Regions from separate parts of the Homo sapiens genome. Here region 1 is linked to region 2. The links are chromatin contacts, found by Hi-C in ENCODE. All regions are on one chromosome and are shown on one strand. Each heading gives the region's core, a stretch centred on a gene start or an enhancer-like site at or near the end of the contact. The rest is flanking DNA. Distances are from core to core; before and after follow the strand shown. Region 1 overlaps ESR1 (estrogen receptor 1). Region 2 overlaps ESR1 (estrogen receptor 1).

The links. Hi-C counts contacts between places; a loop is a spot of excess contacts on that map.
Region 1: a map of PC-9 shows a loop between it and region 2 (3-fold over the local background). The contact joins two enhancer-like sites. A Hi-C loop is called at or near these places in 2 of 168 maps with a recorded cell type or tissue (K562 and PC-9).

What each region holds. Positions count from the first base shown.
Region 1 is chr6:151,956,646-151,961,544 of GRCh38, reverse strand. The region is part of intron 4 of ESR1 (estrogen receptor 1); the gene reads right to left. Among named protein-coding and RNA genes, the nearest start is that of ESR1, 150 kb to the right of the region's middle. Within about 2 kb of position 3,049, at least 2 of the 41 ENCODE cell types and tissues checked have a DNase peak (open chromatin) inside an H3K27ac peak, as active enhancers do.
Region 2 is chr6:151,898,338-151,903,660 of GRCh38, reverse strand. The region is part of intron 3 of ESR1 (estrogen receptor 1); the gene reads right to left. Among named protein-coding and RNA genes, the nearest start is that of ESR1, 93 kb to the right of the region's middle. RefSeq lists an enhancer at 2,031-3,230. Within about 2 kb of position 2,365, at least 3 of the 41 ENCODE cell types and tissues checked have a DNase peak (open chromatin) inside an H3K27ac peak, as active enhancers do.

The sequences.
Region 1 (4,899 bases), core at 1,800-4,299, 57 kb before region 2:
GTGATGGCATCCCAGTAGCCATTCCCCATCTCCCTCCTTTGAAAGAGCTGCTTATACTTGCTGCTTCTAATCCCTTCCCTCCCATTTTTTCATGAACTCATTCCAAGTATATCTCCACCCCCTCCCTCTATCACGGCTGCTCTTGACAAGATGGAAAATTATCAATTCTCACCCTACTTGACCCAATAGCAGCATTTGATACAGCTGATCACTTTTTCATCTTATACCATCTTCATTTGTCTTTCACGATGCCACAGTGAGATGGATTCCATTTCAATCTCCTTTGCGGGTTCCCTCTCTTCTTTCTGACTGTCCCAAGGCTCAATCTTTGGTCTCCTTCCCTTTCCTTTTTACACTCACTACTTTGCTAATCTCATTCATCATCTCTATGCTGAGGACCCATAACATCATATCAAGTCCAGCCTCTCTCCTAAACTCCAGATTTCTCCACTCAGATGGTCTAAAAACATCTCAAATTCAACATAGCCAACACTGAACTGATTTCCTCCTCAAAAACTTGTTCCACCTGTAGACTTCCCCATATCAGTTGTTGACTCAACTTTTATCATTGTTCAGGACAAAATAATCATCCATAACTGAATTCTTTCTCTCACATACTACGCCCAGCCCATCGGGAAAATCCTGTCAGCTCTACCTCAAGATATATTTGAAATGTGGTCACTCCTCACCATGTCTCCATTACCACCCTTGTCAGAGCCACCATCGGTCCTCATTTATCACCTAGATTGCTAGAGCCTGTCCTAGCTGCTCTCCCTGCCTCAATCTTTGGCCCCCTTTGGATGTCTTCTCAACCCAGTAGACAAAGAGAACACTTGTGACAAGTCAGATCATGCTCTCAAAGTCCTGCAATGAGTCCTCATTTCCTTCAGAATAAAAGCCAAAATCTTAGTGGCCACAGGACCTTACTTTCCTGATCACATTTTCTCTCACTCCTGCCTCACTCTGCTCTAGTCACATTGGTCTTCTTCCTGTTTCTAGAATATTCCAGAACTGCTCTTGCTGTCAGGACTCTGCACTTGGTGGGCCACTTGCCTGGAATGCTGCTCCCTCCACATGGCTAACTTTCTCACCTCCTCCTTCAGGTGTTGCTCAAAAGATCTCTCAATGAGGCTTACTCTAACTTGACCCTCACCCTGCCCTGGCACTGCTGTCTCCAGCTCTTGTTTTCTTTTGTCCACAGTTCCTGTCAACTTTCAAAAATAGATAATTAAGTTGTCCACCATGTTTGCTTTCTTTCTGTCTCCCCCACTAGAATGTTAAGCACCGGGGAGGCAGGGCTTGGTGTATCCCAAAAACCCAGAACACTGCTGGGCTCATAGCATGTCCAGTGAAAAGTGCCGAATGAACAAAGCAATCAATGAACCTGGAGCTGCCATTTCCAACCAGACTATGGGCACATTAAGGCAGTTTTTCTCTAAGTTTTTTTAAGTGTGGAGATTCCATTTGATCCATAAAATCTGAAGACCTACCCCTAACACCAGTATGTGTCAGGAACTGTTCTAGGAACAAAATGGATTAAAATTTCTGCCCTCATAGAACTTACATTCTATTGGCTCCATGGATTTATAAACACTTGAACACATAGTACATACATGTGTAAAACATATTATTTAATGTTTGGTGATCATATAGAGTAGTGAACATCTTACTTTAATGCATGTATTCTCAACAGGAGTAATTATTTTCTCTGACAGGACAAATGTTAGTTCTGGAGGTCAAGAAATCTTAAATATTACAGTGGCTTGTAGTCTTCCAAAGCTCAACCAACTTCAGTTTATTTTTGCTCTCACCAAATGCAATTTGATACAATTTTTCTAATTAAAAAAAAAAGAATTGAGACACCACAATAATGTGTCAGGCTTCCTGGGTGCATAGATCTCAGATTCACCACCCATGCTCCAGAAAGACCCCCAGCTTGGCTGTGGAACCTCTAAGGTTGCAGGACTACAACCTCCTCAAAAGCTGGTGGAGGTAGGAGCCTCCCACTGCACAGCGTTGGCACGGGGACTCTTCAGTGACATATAGGAATATAAAGATTGAGAAAAAGATGAGAGGGCAAGGGAGAGACAAGGAAAAAGGCTGTGTTTATCCTAAGAAACTTTTTTTAAAAGGAAAAAATAAAAGCTCATGAGAAAATAAGCATTTGACGTTGTTCATGGATAGAAAAAGATGTGTGCCGCACCAGTGATTCCTAACAATTAAGAACTTATGCTGTCACAAATGACTAAGTGATCTTTCACTAAGGTTGATTAATGACATAATTCAAACAAAGATGGAAGAGACAACCCAACCTCTACACCTGAGAAGGCAAGGGTTGAATAGGGGGCATTTCCTGCTAAATACTTAGTCTTGAGATGGCCAGTTCACACATCAGGGAGTGTTTACACTTGCACACTTAGGTGGAGAGTTCTGGAGCTCGTCAGAGATGCCCATCCTGGCTTCCCAAACCCTTCATCCCACTCTGTTCTCCTTGTTGATGGCAGCACCCTCTGCAGATGCATAGAACTCCTCTCCGTAAACACACACACGCACACACACACACACACACACGGAAACTTTTTCTCTTCCAATGGAAGCGGTAGAACTCCACTTCAAACTTATCATCTTTGAATCCCAAAGAGGGGCAAAAGAGAAGTGATGCAAAAACTTCAGGACATCAAAGCTGTTGGCTCGCAACCAGCACTGAGGCTGGGTTCTGAGGTACAGGGGAGTGATGCTTTCTGAAAACAACTATTCAATGTCTGTTCACCACTTGTACTCAAAACCACGTTGTTCTCTCACGTACAGATAATTTCCCTTCAATATAAGAACTGTTCTTAGAGGTAAATGAGTGTGTGCATTTTGATCTATAACACACATTTTTAGAAACATGTACACAGTACAATCTCATGTGCACAGAATCTCAACAGTCAAATCGTTTGAATGACCAGAATTTTTCACAAAGCCACAAGATAACAATGAACATTCATGATGACCAACTGCCACATCCTGCAATACTTTCTGAATTACATGATGAAGCAGCATTGTGCAATGGCCTTATGGGCACACAGGAACCACACTGCCCAGAGCTCCGCCACTCCTTAGTCAAGCTAGTTATCATCTCAATGCCTCTGTTTCTTTATCTGTAAAATGTCCACAAAAATAATCCCTAACTCATAGGGATGTTGTGAAGATAATAAACACTCAATAAATGGTAGAGATTTTTTTTCCCCAAAAGAGCCTTAGTGTGAATTTATTATTATTGTGTTCTAATTCCTTTTCAAAGTTATAATCTATCTATGGTATAAGTTGACACCACGTCAGAATATTCATTACAAGATATCTAATTCTAAAATTGTGAAGTTTATTATTGTAGCATGGACTGCTATTTGCCCACCAAATATCCATTCAACTCTTTTTATTAAAAGAACTCATTTATTCCAGGTACAATTGCACAGCTTAAAGACTGTATTTTCAGCGTTCCTTTTAGACAGATGTATCTGAAGTTCTGACCAGTAGATATAACAGGAAGCACAGAGTGTGATGGCTGAAGCTCCAGTAGCCCCATTAGGCCAGGAGTCGACCTTGAGAATGTAAGCCTGTCCCAGGATAAGGGAATCGAAGGTCAGATGAGCTTGGGTCCCTTTGACTGTGGAGTTGCCATACCACTGGTAAAATAAGTCTGGACTAATTTTATGTGAGAGAAAAAAATAAACTTTGTCTTGGTTATGCCAAGGCTTTATCTTGGGGTTTTCTGTAATATGTGGTTGATTCAAATCCTAAAACAGTCACATCTGAAATAGGATTTATTCTACAATAGATTCTATTTCTTACCTCTGTATTCTTGTACCTAATTCATTTAAGTATTTGCATGTATAACTACTTTAAGCTTGTAGGATAGCTTAAAGCACTTAAATGTAGCCCCAAATCACTAGTTAGTATTAACTCCGAAAACTGGCAGGGGTCAATACCTAGAATTTTTTTTTCTTAACTGTAACAACATGTAAAAACAAAACAATCAAATTTTAATTGTTTTTGGTTAGTGGTAATAAGATTGTTTGAAGAGAAAGGCATGAAAGCATGGAGGCAGATCACAAAATACAAGTGAAAAGAAATACACAAGCTGAATGTTTAAAATGCTTTTTAGAAACTGGTTTCTATCCTAGTTTTGCAAAATTCCAGGCTCTCTCATGATTTTTTTGTATAGTTATGTAATAGTCTTAAAAAATTAGGCTCAAATTAATTATATCCAAATCCTCGAAATCACCAACAATGATAATAGCGAATATTTTTGAACACTTACTAGGGGACTGGGTCGCCCAATGGCAAAAGTTGTGTCCTTCAACGGCTGTAATATACAGACATGTGGGTCGCACGTGGTGGTTCACACCTGTAATCCCAGCACTTTGGGAGGCCGAGGTGGGCGGATCACGAGGTCAGGAGATCGAGACCATCCTGGCTAACACAGTGAAAGCCCATCTCTACTAAAAAATACAAAAAATTAGCCGGGCGTGGTGGCGGGCACCTGTAGTCCCAGCTACTCGGGAGGCTGAGGCAGAAGAATGGCATGAACCCAGGAGGCGGAGCTTACAGTGAGCCGAGATCATGCCACTGCACTCCAGCCTGGGCAACAGAGTGAGACTCCATCTCAAAAAAAAAAATTTTATATATATATATATATTTATATATATATATATATATTTATTTATATTTATATATATTTTTATATATATTTATATTTACATATATATGTATGTATACAGACATGTATTTGTCACATGGAAGAGAGAGAAAGGAGAAGGGTTGTTTTTTTTGGAAAAGAAAGTCAAATAATGATAAAATGATACAACTCTTTAAACATGCACGATCACTTCTTTAGCCTATGCTAAGTTTCAGTAA
Region 2 (5,323 bases), core at 1,116-3,615:
TGAGCCTCAATGAAGTATTGGGGTCAGAGCTGAGTGGCTGTCATATGCATGGATGATTAAGTCTAGCAATTAAAGAAAATAAGTGGTCAAGTAAAGGACTTAGAAGTCCAAAATGAAAGCCTAGTGTAGATGGGGTTCTGTGGCATGCCCAAGATCAGAACTGGAGGTGAGGTAGAGGGCAGAGGCCAAAGTATATGTTCAAACCAGAATGAGGTCAAGCAGTGTTTAGAACCAAAAGCTGTCACTTGTTGATGGAAACGGCTCTCTCACAGTTGCAAATCACTACACACCAGCGCATCCAAGTTGCCCTCAAGCTGGCAGGGTACAAAGAGCTCAGTACCTGGATTAACACAGGAGCTGAGACAGCAGCTCACCTAACTTTCTGATTAGACACAGAGACAGAATATGATAGCAATTCAGAAGGAAAACATGATGACTTCCAGGGAATTCTAAATGAGCTAAAGAGAAAGGCATTAGTAAATGGGGAAAGTCACTACTAATAAAAAAAATTACTAAAAATGAACTTCAGATTGAAGGGAGGCATACGGGACAAAATACATTCTGTCGTCAATGAACAGAACAGTTTCCTGGAGCCAAAGGCTTGCTAGGAAAGTGGGAGACAATGCCTGAAAAAACAGGTGTAATTCGGAAGGTGGAGGACTTTGAATGCCAGGATTAGAGGGAGGCTAACTTGTAGGTTCCTCAGGGCAAGGTACTGCATTTTATGTATCACTAATTATCCAAAGGGAACCAAAGTAATTAATTACTTAAGAATTATAGTTTCCTTATAATGATGACAGTATACTAAAACTGGCATTTTATTTAGAGATTAGATTAAATCCTTGTGGGAAAAATTGAACGTACTTTTCATTACCCATTGTAACCAATTTATATGAAGGGCTCACCATAAGCCAAATACAATAGAAGCTTTACATGCCTCCTTATACATACTTACTAAGTTAGTATTATTATTGTCGTTATTTGACAAACAAAGAGACAAAGGTCTGAAGAGGTTACGTATCTTGTTCAAGGTTACACACCTATCAACAGAGCTAAAATTTGAATGCAAGTAGTCTGATTCCAACAGCTAAGACTTAAACCACAATGCTACATAATACATGAATGATATCTGACATCTATACATCAATTTGTGATTATCAAAATAGAGTTCATGTCTTTGAGTCTCAGAATAGCTTTATGGGGTAGTTGGTGTTTTCACATAGTTATGTTTTCTATGAGACTGGAACCACAAAGAGAGAGAAACAGATCTAGGATGGGTACGACTTTAACTTGACAATAGAATATACCTCCAAGAACATGAGCCAAAAGGGCCAGAAACCTTGAGCTTCCTTGATCCCTGAGAGCAAGATCAAAACTGGTGGGTGAGGTGATACAGCAGGAATTTTTAGGCCAACTCCAGTCCTAGGTCCCTTGAGGAATGGAGGAAGTTTGGTCCTATTTTTTGTGAATGACCTCTTTTCACTTTTAGGTTGCCTGGATGTTGTGGTCAGTGATCACATCTTAAATCCCCTGTGTCAACAACACCTTCATGTAGTAAATGCTCAGTAAAGGTTATCTGTAAATGATTTAGGCCAAGAAGTTTGGATTTGGCTTGGCATTTGTTATGTAAAATTTTCAAAATAAAACTGCCAAAACTTCAAACATAAAATAAATGTAATACGTCAAGGCCAAAAAATGGTGGAAAGGAGGCAGGACTAGATTGCAGCTCTCACTTGGATGAACAGAGCAGTGTGTGGAAACTCACACCATAAACTTCTGCTCCAGAACTACTACAGGAATATACCAGGAAAGCCAAGAGAATCCACAGACCCTGTGAAGGAAGCAGTTTGCTCCTACAGGACCCAGGAGACACCCCAAATACTGTGAGTGCCCAAGCTGTGAAAGTAGGAAAGGGGGATAGCCCACCCCCGAACACACACCCTCACTGGGGAATCTGCAGCTCCAGATCATGGGAGAAGGATATGAACTTACCTGGAGCTGATTTAATTAGACAGCTGAGTGAAATAAAGGGTAGAGAAAGCAAGGGGAAAAGCCCTGTGGGCTCTCTGGGTCCCCTAATAAGCCATTTCTACCTTGTCTCACAGGGGTCCTTGGGGAGGGTGGCCAGAGGAACTGGGAAAAGACCACAGCGAGAAGGAAACCTCCAGCTGAACTTTGTAACAATTCCAACCAAACATGAAGTCACCTGGCCAGAACTTGGGGGAGGGAGTGAATTTGGTGTACAGATTCAACAGGAAGGGAGGCATGAAAGCCCTACTTACATTCTTTGCTGGGAGGCTGGTAGCCTGCGGCAAGTTCTTAGCCTTGCTCATCCGCTGCCTGCAAACAAACTTGATGCTGTTGGTAGGGCACAGGAGTGAGACCGGTTTTGGGGGTTGCAAGGGAGCTGGGTGAGGCCTGTAACTGCCGGCTTTCCCCCACATTCCTGACAGCCTGCATGACGCAGCAGAGGCAGCCATAATCCTCTGGGAACATAACTCCATTGACCTGGGAACCTCACCCCCCTGCCCCACAGCACAGCCTCAGCAAGACTCACCCGAGGAGAGTCTGAGCTCAGACAGTCCTAGCCTTGCCCCACCTGATGGTCATTCCCTATCCATCCTGGTAGCTGAAGGCAAAGGTCATATACTCTTGGGAGTTCTAAGGCCCTGGCCACTGCCTGATCCTCCCTATACTACCACAGCTGACGCTGTCTTGAAAGTGCCACCTCCTGGCAGGAGGCCAACCAGCACAAAAATAGTGCATTAAACAACAAAAGCTAAGGACCCCTGCAGAGTCCATTTCACTCCCCTGCCACCTCTATCAGAGCAGGTGCTGGAATCCAACGCTGTGAGACCTGAAAACAGCCCATAGCACAGGACTCTGAGCAGACAGCCCCCAGTACTAGCCTGGAGCCTGGTAGCCCTGCTGAATGGCTAGATCCAGAAGAGAAATAACAGTCACTACAGGTCGGTTCCCAGGAAGCCACATCTCTAAGAAAAGGGGGAGAGTACTACATCAAGAAAACAACCTGTGGGACAAAAGAATCTGAACAGCAGCCTTGAGCCCTAGTACTTCCCTCAGACATAGCCTACCAAATGAGAAGGAACCAGAAAAACAATCCCAGTAATACGACAAAACAAGGTTCTTTAATACCCCTCAAAAAATCACACTAGCTCACCAGCAATGGATCCAAGCCAAGAAGAAATCCCTGAGTCACCTGAAAAAGAATTCAGAAGGTCGATTGTTAAGCTAATTAAGGAGGCACCAGAGAAAGGTGAAGTCCAATTTAAGGAAGTCAAAAAAATGATACAAGAAATGAGGGGAGAAATCTTCAGTGAAATAGTTAGTATAAATAAAAAACAATCACAACTTCAGGAAATGAAGGACACACTTAGAGAAATGCAAAATGTTCTTGAAAGTCTCAGCAATAGAATAAAACAAGCATAAGAAAGAACTTCAGAGCTCAAAGACAAGGTTTTCAAATTAACTCAATCCAACAAAGACAAAGAAAAAAGAATTTAAAAAATGAACAAAACCGCACTCAGTGCTCAATGGTGCCCAGGCTGGAGTGCAGTGGCGTGATCTCAGCTCGCTACAACCTCCACCTCCCAGCAGCCTGCCTTGGCCTCCCAAAGTGCCGAGATTGCAGCCTCTGCCCGGGGCCACCCCGTCTGGGAAGTGAGGAGCGTCTCTGCCTGGCCGCCATCGTCTGGGATGTGAGGAGCCCCTCTGCCTGGCTGCCCAGTCTGGAAAGTGAGGAGTGTCTCTGCCCAGCCGCCATCCCATCTAGGAAGTGAGGAGCGCCTCTTCCCGGCCGCCATCCCATCTAGGAAGTGAGGAGCGTCTCTGCCCTGCCGCCCATCGTCTGAGATGTGGGGAGCGCCTCTGCCCTGCCGCCCCGTCTGGGATGTGAGGAGCGTCTCTGCCGGGCCGCCCCGTCTGAGAAGTGAGGAGACCCTCTGCCTGGCAACCGCCCTGTCTGAGAAGTGAGGAGCCCCTCAGCCCGGCAGCCACCCCGTCTGGGAAGTGAGGAGCGTCTCCGCCCGGCAGCCACCCCGTCCGGGAGGGAGGTGGGGGGGTCAGCTCCCCGCCCGGCCAGCCGCCCCGTCCGGGAGGGAGGTGGGGGGGTCAGCCCCCCGCCCGGCCAGCCGCCCCGTCCGGGAGGGAGGTGGGGGGGTCAGCCCCCCGCCTGGCCAGCTGCCCAGTCCGGGAGGTGAGGGGCGCCTCTGCCCAGCCGCCCCTACTGGGAAGTGAGGAGCCCCTCTGCCCGGCCAGCCGCCCCGTCCGGGAAGGAGGTGGGGGGGTCAGCCCCCCGCCTGGCCAGCCGCCCCGTCCGGGAGGGAGGTGGGGGGGTCAGCCCCCCGCCCGGCCAGCCGCCCCGTCCGGGAGGGAGGTGGGGGTTCAGCCCCCCGCCTGGCCAGCTGCCCAGTCCGGGAGGTGAGGGGCGCCTCTGCCCAGCTGCCCCTACTGGGAAGTGAGGAGCCCCTCTGCCCGGCCAGCCGCCCCGTCCGGGAGGGAGGCGGGGGGGTCAGCCCCCCGCCCGGCCAGCCGCCCCGTCCGGGAGGGAGGTGGGGGGGTCAGCCCCCCACCCGGCCAGCCGCCCCGTCCGGGAGGGAGGTGGGGGTTCAGCCCCCCGCCCGGCCAGCCGCCCCGTCCGGGAGGTGAGGGGCGCCTCTGCCCGGCCGCCCCTACTGGGAAGTGAGGAGCCGCTCTGCCCGGCCACCACCCCGTCTGGGAGGTGTGCCCAACAGCTCATTGAGAACGGGCCATGATGACAATGGCAGTTTTGTGGAATAGAAAGGGGGGAAAGGTGGGGAAAAGATTGAGAAATCGGATGGTTGCCGTGTCTGTGTAGAAAGAGGTAGACGTGGGAGACTTTTCATTTTGTTCTGTACTAAGAAAAATTCTTCTGCCTTGGGATCCTGTTGATCTGTGACCTTACCCCCAACCCTGTGCTCTCTGAAACATGTGGTGTATCCACTCAGGGTTGAATGGATTAAGGGCGGTGCAAGATGTGCTTTGTTAAACAGATGCTTGAAGGCAGCATGCTCGTTAAGAGTCATCACCACTCCCTAATCTCAAGTACCCAGGGACACAAAAACTGCAGAAGGCCGCAGGGTCCTCTGCCTAGGAAAACCAGAGACCTTTGTGCACTTGTTTATCTGCTGACCTTCCCTCCACTATTGTCCTGTGATCCTGCCAAATCCCCCTCTGCGAGAAACACCCAAGAATGATCAATTAAAAAAAAAAAAGAAAAGAAAAAAAAAAAAAAATGAACAAAACCTCCAAGAAGTTTGGGACAGAATTAAACAACCAAACC